2 separate regions of the Homo sapiens genome follow, and region 2 is linked to region 1. A link is a contact called in ENCODE Hi-C or POLR2A ChIA-PET data. All regions are on one chromosome and are shown on one strand. Each heading gives the region's core, a stretch centred on a gene start or an enhancer-like site at or near the end of the contact. The rest is flanking DNA. Distances are from core to core; before and after follow the strand shown.

Region 1 (5,765 bases), core at 2,171-4,670:
GGGTGGTAGAATGAATAAAATTAACTCAGTATTTTGACTGCTTGCTGCAATGGAAGAGGGAATTATGTTTCCCAAGCTGGGTATGAAGAGAAGGAATATAGCCTTGGAGGCAATGGAAACTAAGCCAGAGCAGCTTAGAAAAGTCACCCCTCCTCCTGATTCAAGACCAAAGACAGGGAAAAAAAAGTCACTCTCAGTGTGAACATGAAAGCAAGTCTCACCCAGCCTAGATGTTGGATGTCCTGTGCGGTCCCGTTCCTCCCTGGTAGAGCTTGTTCTGTCTCACTGGGATCTGCCAAGTTAGGAGCTGAGCCACACTACTTCTGCTGCTGCTGTTGCTGCTGCACATTGTTTGTGATTAAGAGTTTTATTGATTTTCTAGCCCATGACCACATTGGTGGGGACAGAGTACGACAGGGGAAACTGGTGGAAAGCCAAGTAGAAAGAGAGTTTATGAAATCAGCTCTCAATGAAGAAAACTGTGGGAAAGAATGCGATGGAAGCAGATTTGGGGCCAGTCGATGTGGGAAAGTAGAACAACTCAAAAATGCTCTTCAGATTTGAACTGAAACAAAGCACTTTGCCAAAACATAGGAGGAGAATCCAGTCTGTGAGAAAGCCTCAGCACTGTTTATATAAAACAGAATATTCCTATCTGCAAAATCATTGCTGACAATGCTTAACCCACATTCTGTACCAGGCACTGTGTTGTGTTCTAGGACCATAAATAAGAATCAGTCCGTCTAGAGAAGGAGACTCGAAACATACACAACATGATTTGTAAAGATACAAGTGGATCTTAAGAGAGTCATAAAAACATTTTGCCCCAGCTTTGGGCCCAGAGCCAGCAGGAATGAATGGTGGGGGAAGAGGGATGGGACTGTGTCCCTGCTGCTGCCTGCCTCATGTGCAGATCTGGTGAAGGTTCTCTGTAGTTTGACCCCGCATCACTACTGACTTTGCTAGAAAGACCCTGCTCCCTTCCTGTCCCTGCCTCTTGTAGGTCCAGAGGACCCCTGCTTCACCGACGGCGGGGGCCGGGGTTGGGGGGTGCCGTAGGCAGGGTTTCAGGTGTTCTCAAGGTAGTAGGTAGAAAGGGAGCGCTTGACAGTTTGGGTGCTTAGTACAGGCTGGGAAAACCTCACAGCACCAAGGGGACAGTTGGACACTTGCAACATGATTCCTCCCCTCTCCTTCACTCCCACACGTACCCACCCACCATGAAACTGTGTCTTCTGTACGTCTTGAGAGATTTCTTCCAGCCTCCCAGCCCTGCCTCACTGCCTTTGAGTAAGAGAATAAAGTCTTTTTGCTGCTTCCTTCAGCTTTCAGCATTGTTTTTCACCCTGAAAATCAACTGGAAACTGGGGAAGACGAGTATCTGGTATGTTTTAGTGCACCAGTATAATATGCAAGGGAGGGGGTGATATGTAAAAAGGTTAAATGAGAAAAAATATCATATAATTCAAAACCAGTGAGTGACCGAGCTCAGTAAATGATGGCTTTTTAAAAATCAGATATAAAATCCTGTTTCTGTGGTTCATGTTTGAAAATGATGTAACCTAAAGTGGCTCTTTCATCTTCCACTGCACGTACACCTTCTCTGTTTAGCCTTGGACTCCCAGTATCTGCACTGGAGGACTTTAAGGAGGTCAAACCTAAGCCAAGAGACTTCAGAGAGGTATAGACTAAGCTAGAGGGTGTCTTGCTTGAGCCAAAGAACCTCAGAGTGCTCTAGCCTAAGCCCCAAGGACCTTATGTCAATGTAGACTAAGCCTCTAATCTGGAGGAATTCAGGCTGGCTGGCTGGGCTCCCAAGACACCTCTGCAGGTGAGCAGCACCAGGACTCAAGTCTCCTAACTTCTGGTCCAGGACCCTCCCCTTTCTAAAACAGTCAAAGGGGCTGAAATTCCTGGAAGTGTGTGGGGCTAATGTCCCTAGCATTGTTCTCTTTTTCATAGAGGAAAAGCTGACTTTAAGAAACAAGCCGGCAATACTTGACAAAAATATCTACCATTTAAGCACAGAGCCAAAAGCAAGGAGTAGTCTCCTGGGCGCTGGAAGTATTTTGAAATCCCCAAAGTCTCATTCATTGATCAGAAAACAAAATGGAATTACTTTTTTTTTGCTCCCTCCTCCCCTCCATGCAGTAGCTGTTCTTGGCGGGTGCCCAGAGCGGCACCCGGTAATTCCACGGTACATTGTGTACATTTACATCTGTTTAATCGGCTATTTACAGTCGCCCTTTACCGCCACCTGTAAGAGGCAGCGCCATAACGACACTAAGTGGCCGGGCCGGAAGCCGGGTGCCCAATGGTTTTCTCCACTTGAGGACGCCTGAATCTGTGAAGTGGTTGGCACTTGGAGAAACAGAGAGACAGCTGGGGACATCACACGTACAGGGCGGGAGGCGCGGGAAAGAGGCGCGCCAGACGGAGGGTCCTTCCTTCCTCGTTAGCTCCACTCGGCGGCTCCTTTTCCATTACCACAGCAGCAAGGAGGAACCTGCCGAGCCTTCGGTGCGGCTTGTTTCCTGCCTGACAGAGAGCCCGCTGCCATTTGGATTTGATGAATTTCTGAATCACCCGAGGGCCTGGCGACCCGAAGGAGGGCGGGGAGTGGGGGCGCTGGGGTGGACCCGCCATCCTGCGGAATCCGGGCCAGATAACAGCCCCCGAGCTGGGGAAATCGGCTTGCGGATGTGATGCGGGACCGCGAGGACACCTGCGCTCCCTTGCGTGTCGCACTCGTGCAGCTCCCGGTGGCGACGGGGTGATGTGGGGGCGAGGGTGAGAGGAAGTCCAGGCGCCAGAGCGTCAGAAACGCTTCCTTAGCTTCCCTGGCACTTTGGAGGTTGTCTCGAGGGAACACGGACAGTGCACGACGGACTTTCAAGTTGCTCCCGGCACAACGGGAGGTCGGGAGCTCGGAGCCCCTACGGGCGGTCCAAGTGTCCGCGAGAAGCCCGCAGCGCCCAGGACCGCGTTGAGCGCTCGGGGCGCGCCAAGCCGCACCTAAGCAAAAGAGAAACGCTGACGGGCCGGAGGCGGGTTGGCTGGGACGCGGAATACGCGCGGCCCCGGAGCGCCTTTCGTTTTAAGGAGCCTTACTTCTGGAAAGGGACAGGGAACTGTCAATCAGCGAGGGAGGGAGCGCACCGGCGCTGGGTGATGTCAGCGGATCAGCTGCTCGATAACAAAGAGAGGGTATTACAGGAGAAAGTTGCAGCAGCGGCAGCGGCCAAGGCGGCACACCGGAGCCTCCGAGGCGAGGGGCAAGTGGGCGAAGGGAGGGGGGACGACGGCTGCTGCCGCAGCAGCTGAAGGCCAAGGAATTGAAAGGGCTGTAGGGGGAGGCAGTGCGAGCCAGCCCCGACTGCTCCTCCTCTTCCTCCTCCTCCTCCAAACTCGCGAGCCCCAGAGCTCGCTCAGCCGCCGGGAGCACCCAGAGGGACGGGAGGCAGCCGCGCAGCCCCGAGCTGGGCAGTGTCCCCAGCCGCCATGGATAGCGACGACGAGATGGTGGAGGAGGCGGTGGAAGGTACAAGCATTTCTCCGGGGCCGGGGGAGGAGGCGCAGAGGGCCTGGAGCGCGGAAGGAGTGGCGGGCTGCGAACAGCGCGGCGCCGGGCCCCGCGGCCGCCACTGTCCCCTACACGGGTGGCCGGTTGCCCGGCTCGGGCGGGGGCCCGACAGCCACGGTCACGCCGCCGGGAGCGCGCACTGCGCGGCGGGGCGCAGGCCGAGAATGGGGCTCCGCCAGGCCGGGGGCGCTGGAAACGCACGGCCGCTCCATCCCGCCCGGCCACAGCCTGCATCCACCCTCGGAGTTGCGAAACCTGCCCCGCGCTCTGGCCTTTCCGCCTTTGGGCGCGGAGGGTGGGTGCACTCCGCAGGGCAGCCCCTTGAGGCCGGCGGACTCCGCGGAGCAATCCCCTAGCCCAGTTTTGGCCACCCCGATCCCCTCCCGGCCGCCAGCCCTTCCCTTCTGCTGCCTCTGCGCCCCGCGGCGGCCGCGGCCCCGTCCGGGTAGGTCCCCCGGCGCAGCGCACGGGGCCAGACCAGGCACGTGGCAGCCGCGGCCCAGGCGGCAGCTCTTCCGAAAAGATGAAATCATTGTCGGGCGACGGACAAGTCTCCCGACCCGGGACTCGAACGTGCGCCGTCCGGGAGGCGGGCAGCCCTCCCCTCAGCTGCCCCCGAGCGAACTCAGTCAGGCCTCCCCCTCCCCCTTCCTGCTTGGCTGGGATGCAGCCGCCACGCTGTGCAGGCGCGCCGCGAGTCCGCACCGAGATTGCTGGGTGACACTTAACTTTCTGAATTCCATGCCGTTGGCTGTGGGTGATATCACCGCCTCAGTGTCGTGTTTCTCCGCCCCTTCTCTTCTACCGCCCCTCCCCCGACTTTTCTCGCCACTTTGTTTTGCTGAGTTTCTCCACCTTTTTTTTTTTTTTTTTGTTAGTTCTGAAAAAACGATGTGGGGACGTTATACAATCTCGTTGTTTGTATCATAGGATGTTATGATTTTGTAACAGCGAATACTGGAAAATACTCTTTAGCGTATTTATTTGGTTCCACTCCATACAGTACGTCGTGATGTTTTTCAGTGTGGTGTGGTATGATACCAGAATGTTTTAAACTAAGCATGTGAGTAAATAATTTTTAGCTGTTGGTTGAATCTGGTTTCTGTCTGATTTGTATAAACACAAGTTCTGACGAAGGATAAAGAAAAAAAGTGGCGACACTACAAATGCATAAGGATACATGGTTATTGTTACACTAGGGAAAAATCAGTTTTAATGTTTTCATAAACATAACTCCCTTTGCAGTGCTTCTGAGATCTTAAGGGGAGATTAAGCAGACTAATATTTCTGAACTCTTGAAAAGTATCCAATGTAATGCCAATATTAAAACTTATTTCTTCATCTAACTTCGAAGCCAATTAAAGACTGTGGTTTTTGTTAAGAAAATTTTCACCATGTTGTGAACTCACAGAGCTATTTATCTCTCTAATAAATAAAGCCAATGTTGGGGCTTACTGGAGTGAGGCCCAGATACATTGATTGAGTTGATCCACAGGGAGCCTTCTGAGAAGTTAAAAGTTGTTGACTTCTTGTGCCTCCATGTTGTGAAAGATAAAGGAAAAATGATCTCAGATTGTTAGGGCTTGCTCTCTTTCTTCAACGTTTACTTTTACTTGTAAAAATTAAATACAAACCCTTAATTGCTGGTACTGTTCTCCATGTTAAACCACATCCATTCCCCTTTGAAGCTGTTTACAAACATATGTCCAGTTGTCCATAGTCCTCAGGCTCCTTTGCAGACTGTGACCAAGAGCTTTAGAAATGGCAGTATTGTTTTTTGAGAACATCCACTGGATTCGAAAACAGGGAAGTTCATATAAACAGGGATGGTTTTGTTTTATAGGGTAATTATGTACATTATTGTCCAAAATCAGAACCCCCTTGAGAATGAGAGGGCACACTATTAATAATGATGCTGGGGCAGGTAGCTTAAGCCTTGAATGTCTGGGGCAATCTGGGACACATGGTCACTCAGTTGTAGCTAACTAAACAATTAGAGCAGCACAGAATCTTTAAAAGCCCCTAGAAGCATCTCAGGCTCTAACTTGCACAGTGCCAGGAGTGTGTGTGTGCACATGCAGTAAACCGTACCTGTGCGTGCACTCTTGTCCAGCCATTCTTGGCCTTTTTAGTGCTGTTTGCAATAGTCTTTACATAACATCTAACACTTACATAGGGGACT
Region 2 (5,750 bases), core at 1,232-3,731, 1.3 Mb before region 1:
AAGAAATCAGAAGTGAGGTACAGAATGGCTGGATTGGTTACAGCTCGGTGTTTTCCTTATTTGAACACAGTTTGAACGCTCAGCAGTGTATGAGTGGTTGAAGTATGGCCACTGGGATTGGCCAAGACTCAGCTATTGTTACAGGCACATACTCCTAAGTTAGGTTTTCAATCTTGTCTACCTATTAAGCTAGGTTACAGTTCATCCACAATATTTCAAATATAGAAGTATGGAGTCCTTCTCAGGCCATATTTAGTCCACTTTAACAACCATAATGTGTGATGATTGTCAGGGCACTCCAGAGAAACAGAGCCAATAGCATATATATAGATCTATAAGAGGAGATTTATAATGAGAATTGGCTCTAAGGAGGATGAGAAGTCTTACAATACACCATTTGCATGCTAGAGACCCAGGGAAGCTGGTGGTGTTTATCAGTCCAAGTCCAAGGATTTGAGAACCAGTAGAGCTGATGGTGTAGGTCCCATTGGTCCCAAAGGGTCCAAAGGCCTGAGAACCAGGAACTTTGATGTCTGAGCACAGGAGGAGATGGATACCCAGACTTAAGAATAGAGAGGTTTTGCCCTGCCTCTACCTTTTTTGTTATATTCAGGCCTCAAAGGATTAGATGATGCCCACACAGGTGAGTTACAGCAACCTTCTTTATTCAGTCCACCGATTCAAATGACAATCTCCTCCAGAAACATCCTGATACACACACCTAGAAATGATGTTTACCAGCTATCTGGACATCCCTTAGCCCAGTCAAGTTGACACATAAAATTAACCATCACAATGATCGCCACAGATCTTTGGACACAAATCAGAAGCTAGAAAGAGGCTCCAGCCAAAGCTCAAGTAAGTTCAGATGTGAACTGATGGTCTGAAATGGGATAAAGAGGTGGTGGTGAGAGAGAGAGAGGTAGAAAGGGAAGGATGGAGAGGAAGATAAGCAGCTTGAGGGAAGGGCAGAATTAAAAGACAAAGTGTCTGCAGTGTGGGAGAGGTTAGAGAATGTTTGTCGGCAGATTGTAAGGAGCCAAATCAGGAGAGATTTGCATAGGATATATCATATGAAGAAAGAAGTAACCTAAAGGCCTTTCAAGGTTCTAAGAAAAGAAATCAATTCTTAATCTGTCATGAGATTCGAGAGAAAAAACAACAACAACAAAGAAATCGAGTCTTTAAAATGATGGACCAATGTATCCCCTGATATGATGTGATAAGAAGAGTAATTCATCTGTGTGGTAGTCTTCACCATAAGCCTATAACCCCACTCTAACCATTTGTTGGACAATTTGTCTAATGGACAAATTGGGGAACATTCTACAAAATACCTGACTAGCACTATTCAAAACTGTCAAGATCAGTCTTTGAGAAACTGTCACAGACCAGCGGAGACTAAGGAGATAGGATGACTAAATGCAATGTTATAATATCCTTAGTGGGATCCTATAACAGAAAAGGGGCATTCATGGGAAAAAAATGGTGAAATCTAAATAAAGTCTGCAGTTTAGTTAATAGTAACATATCAATGTATATATTTAGTTTTGATAAGTGCACGTCAGTAATACAAAATGAAAGCATTAGGGGAAACTGAATCTGGTAAGAGTCACATGTGAACTCTTTGTATTTTTGCAACTTTAATGTAAATCTAAAAATATTCCACAATTATAGGTTTATTTTCAAAAATGATAGGCCAGTAGTAAAATCTAAATTATGGCTTGTAGAAACCAATTTTTCCATTGGCTTCACCGTTTGTAAATCAGCTTCCACAATCCTGCCTCTTGGATGTATCCTTTAGGTAAAGGGACAGTTCTTTGAGGATTTTCCAAAAGATTCCTAACTTAAATGTTATATCAAAAACAGGTTTGGCATGGGAGAATATAAAGCACTTGTAAGAGCCTCATATAAATGGTCACTGAAAGAGAATACAGATGTATTGAGAGACTAAATGGAAAGTAATGTCACCAGGCAGGCTATAGACCAGAGAGGCAGAGCCTATATTTAATCATCCTTCCTGGTCCCTAGTCTGTTGCCTAAATAAAGACATTTTCCAGATAGATAGATAGATAGATAGATAGATAGATAGATAGATAGATAGATAGATAGATAGATAGACAGATACTAAGAAAGTTTACTACCAACAGACCCTCATTAAATTTACTTATAAAAAATAACAAAATTATGTAAATTGGGAGAGGAGCGGTCAATGTTAAAATATTCAGCAGCTGTTGATTTATTTCAGAGGGAGGTGAAGATATTGATTTACTTCAGATTCTGTTAAAGCAATTGTGTTCATTTAGTTAATCTTGCACAATAAAATTTCAAGGTAAACCTATGACATTCAAACTTAAGACTTCAAGGGGAATTGGACCAAAACATGGGCTCCTCCCTTTTCTCTGTTCCACTTTTCATTCTCTGCTTCTCCCTAGAACTAGAGAATTCTCAGGCCCATGACAGGTGTTTGTTGCATATGAGGATCAAAAACTATGTGAAACAAAGAAACAGGAAACTGTAGATAATAACCTAATGAACTGTAGATTCAAATCCAGTGGCAACAAGACTGGAGTCATCCTCTTAGGCCACTCCAAAGTCCTAGGGAGGGAGAAGTTTCTCAACACTCTCTATCCTCCAGCTGCACTGGACTACTAGCTATTTCTCAAACACATCATGCTTTTCCACAACTCCATGACTTCCTCCATGCTGTTCCTTCTATGGAATGCCCTTGCACTATCCTACTTCTTCCTCAAAGTCCAGTTTAAGCCTCACTCCTGAAAGGCTTTCCCAACCCCTAGGCAGAGTGAGTTTTTCCTTCTTTAATATTTCCCTAGTGCCCTATTTACATCTCCCTGTAACACCAACCCTATTGTAGAGGTCATTTTTTCAGCCTGTTTCCCAGAAACTGTGAGCTCCTGATGAACAAAGTGCCTGACACACAATAGGTGTAAAAAAAAAAATGTTAAGTAGGTTGATAGATGGATAAGTGGATGGATGGGTAGGTTGTGGCAGAAAATAGTCAGATGCCCAACAAATCCACTTTTCCTTTCTCTTGAGCATGCTTTTAGATTACATTTCCTAGCCTCTTCCATCTAGAAGAGGCCATGTGACAGAGTTCTGGCCCATAGAACATGTGCAGAAATCATGGGTGCCATTTTCAGGATAGTCCTCTAAAATCTCCACACCAACCCTCCACATCATCTCTCCCCGTGTGCCAGGCAGATGCAGATGACCCAGTAGAAGACGCCAAGGCCCATGGCAAAGAAGCCAAGTGGAAGAAGCCTGAGTCCCCAAACAACTGAATGGGGCAGAGACCCCTTGTCCTGAATTGGATGATGACATGAACAAAAAATACACCTTTATTGTGTGAATTCACTAAATTTGGGGATTGTAAGAACAGTTAGCCCAGCTTGACTATACATGAATGAATCTAAGAAACAACATAGTTGAGTGGGCTTCTGATTTTCCAAGGAACATCATTAGCTCCATAAAGTCCACTGGCTCATCCCTAGACCATAAAATTCTTGCTATTGGTGTTGTCTTGATTAAAAGAAACAAGCAAATAAATAAAACCCTTTATGATGAAGGTGACCTCTAGCTTTTGGGGAGTCAGGAAACATTCTCCTTTTTTGGCAGAGCTGCCCCTAGAACACTGAAAATCCCATAGGTTATATTGCTGATTGGACAGTGGCTTAAGGAGGAAGTTACTGGAGAAGAGGAGCTGACTCCACCCACTTATACTACAAAACAAACAAACAAACAAACAAACAAACAAAAAACACTTGTGGCTCCCCACCACTCCAGAAACCATCCACATGTCCACAGGGATGGGTCTAAGATATGCACACCTGACCAGCCAGAGACAGTCGGACTCGCAGGAGATTCTATGCTTTGAGGGTGGCTCACTTTTCTCTAGGATTGGGAACTACCCAGACCTTGTAACTCTGGAGTAGCAATCTTCCCACTTGTTATAAGCTGAATTGCCCCCCTGTCTGCCAAATTCATATGTTGGAGTCCTAACTCCCAGGACCTCAAAATATGATCTTATTTGGTGATGCAGTCTTTACAATTAAAAATAAGATCATTATAGTAGGTCCTAATCCAACATGACTGATGTCTCTATAAAAAGGGAAACTTTGGCACAGACAGACAGAGACAGAGGCATAGAGGGAAGATAATGTGAAGAGACACAGGGAGAAGGCAGCTGTCTAAAAGCCAAGGAGAGAGGCCTGGAAAAGACTCTGCCTCATAGCCGTAAGAAGGAACTAACCCTGTTTGTGTCTTGATCTTGGACCTCCAGCCTCCAGAACTGGGAGACAATAGATTTCTGTTGCCTAAACCACCAGCATATGGTACTTAGTTACAGCAGCCCTAGCAAACTAATACATTGTCCCTTAGAGAGGGCCTCTCTGAGAATGAAAACAACACAGAGGAAAACAGAGGTAAGAAGTGGAAAAAGACAGAGCCAGCATGTAGTCTACCCAAGACCTTTCATGAATCTGAACTAGTCAATGCCTTTGTTCCTGAAGATGTTTTGAGTTAATTTTCTTTCAATGAAAGATCCTTGACTAATAGAAGTGGAAATGCTCCAAACCCAAGGCTTGCCTAGGATAATAATATTCCATAATGCCACCCTCTTCTTTCTAAAAAGTGCTGCTCAGTATGTATTTTCTTTTTTATTTAAAAGAAAAAAAAGGCAATTAAGCTTGCCTTTGTTTTGAGAATATCATGATTTGGCTATAACCCGAAGTGCTACCAAGCCATGTTAGGAAACATCATTTTTAGTTGGACATTCTTCTTAGGGAAATCTAGGTATGTGAGAAAGGGAATATAGGAGAGCACATCAGTTAAAGAGGAGCTTTAAAATAGCTATAAGAAGATTATACCACAAAGAGATATCTTGATGCATTGGAAAGCAAATTAGTTCTAAAGTCAGAAGACCTCGGCTTCCTTGAGCAAATCACCTAAGTGTGATATGGTAGAAAGACCCTGAGATTTGGAGCCACAGGAGCCTGAGTTTATATCCAGCTCTGGAACTTTCTCTGTATCCTTGAGGAAAACATTTACCTAACTGAGCAATTTAGCATCAGATTCTTTGTCAATGAAATGAGATTAAGGTCTGATACCCAAATCAGTGATCATATGAATACAGCAGTGATGACCATGACTGGTACCTAGTAGGTGCTCAGTAAATGGTAACAAAAAGTAACATTTGTTCTTACTCCTTATTTCTTATCCCTAGGTTTCTCAGTTTCTCCATTTGTGGACTCTGGATAATAATCCTTCCTGACAACAAGATTCTTACAGAAATCATAATATTTAGCAACTTGAAAGTGCTTTGTAACACAGATATCAGATACAAATATAAAGGCATTCTTATCATAAGGGAAGTGATTAGAAAGTTCATTGTACCTCCATTTCCTACACCTACCTATGGCTCTCCAGAGCAGCAGCTTTGAGTGAAAGAACTAGCCACTCTTAAGCAAGTGGACACCAGCTCCAGTAGGACAAGTTCAGGTCCTATCCAAGTCACCCAAACTATGGGACAAACCCCTGCAAGATCCAGACCTCCAGCTCACTGTTAGGCATGCCCTGCACAAACTGGAAGCAAATTAGAGGAACCAAGACAACAATAGCCAGAAAAACAAAAGGTGCTCCACACAGTACACAAATGTGCATGTTTCATATATTGTCCGTGCTTGAATATGTTAGAAACTGAAATAGTGCGTTTGACACTGAAACCATGTATG

The links. A loop is a pair of places that touch in the nucleus more often than their neighbours do. ChIA-PET counts read pairs that join two places held with the same protein, here RNA polymerase II (POLR2A). Pooled maps may share reads with other maps.
Region 2: a map with no recorded cell type shows a loop between it and region 1 (3-fold over the local background). The contact joins the enhancer-like site here to the promoter of SETD7 in region 1. A Hi-C loop is called at or near these places in 1 of 37 single-sample maps with no recorded cell type and 1 of 50 pooled maps. POLR2A ChIA-PET finds 5 or more read pairs at or near these places in 1 of 52 experiments (A549).

Annotation. Positions count from the first base shown.
Region 1 is chr4:139,553,874-139,559,638 of GRCh38, reverse strand. It overlaps SETD7 (SET domain containing 7, histone lysine methyltransferase), which reads left to right and starts at 3,420. Exons shown (of 8, transcript NM_030648.4): 1 at 3,420-3,541. The coding sequence starts at 3,502. RefSeq lists an enhancer at 2,263-2,432 and silencers at 3,173-3,282, 3,503-3,562, 3,623-3,792, 3,923-4,112.
Region 2 is chr4:140,826,767-140,832,516 of GRCh38, reverse strand. No RefSeq gene overlaps it. Among named protein-coding and RNA genes, the nearest start is that of TBC1D9, 73 kb to the right of the region's middle. Within about 2 kb of position 2,481, at least 3 of the 41 ENCODE cell types and tissues checked have a DNase peak (open chromatin) inside an H3K27ac peak, as active enhancers do.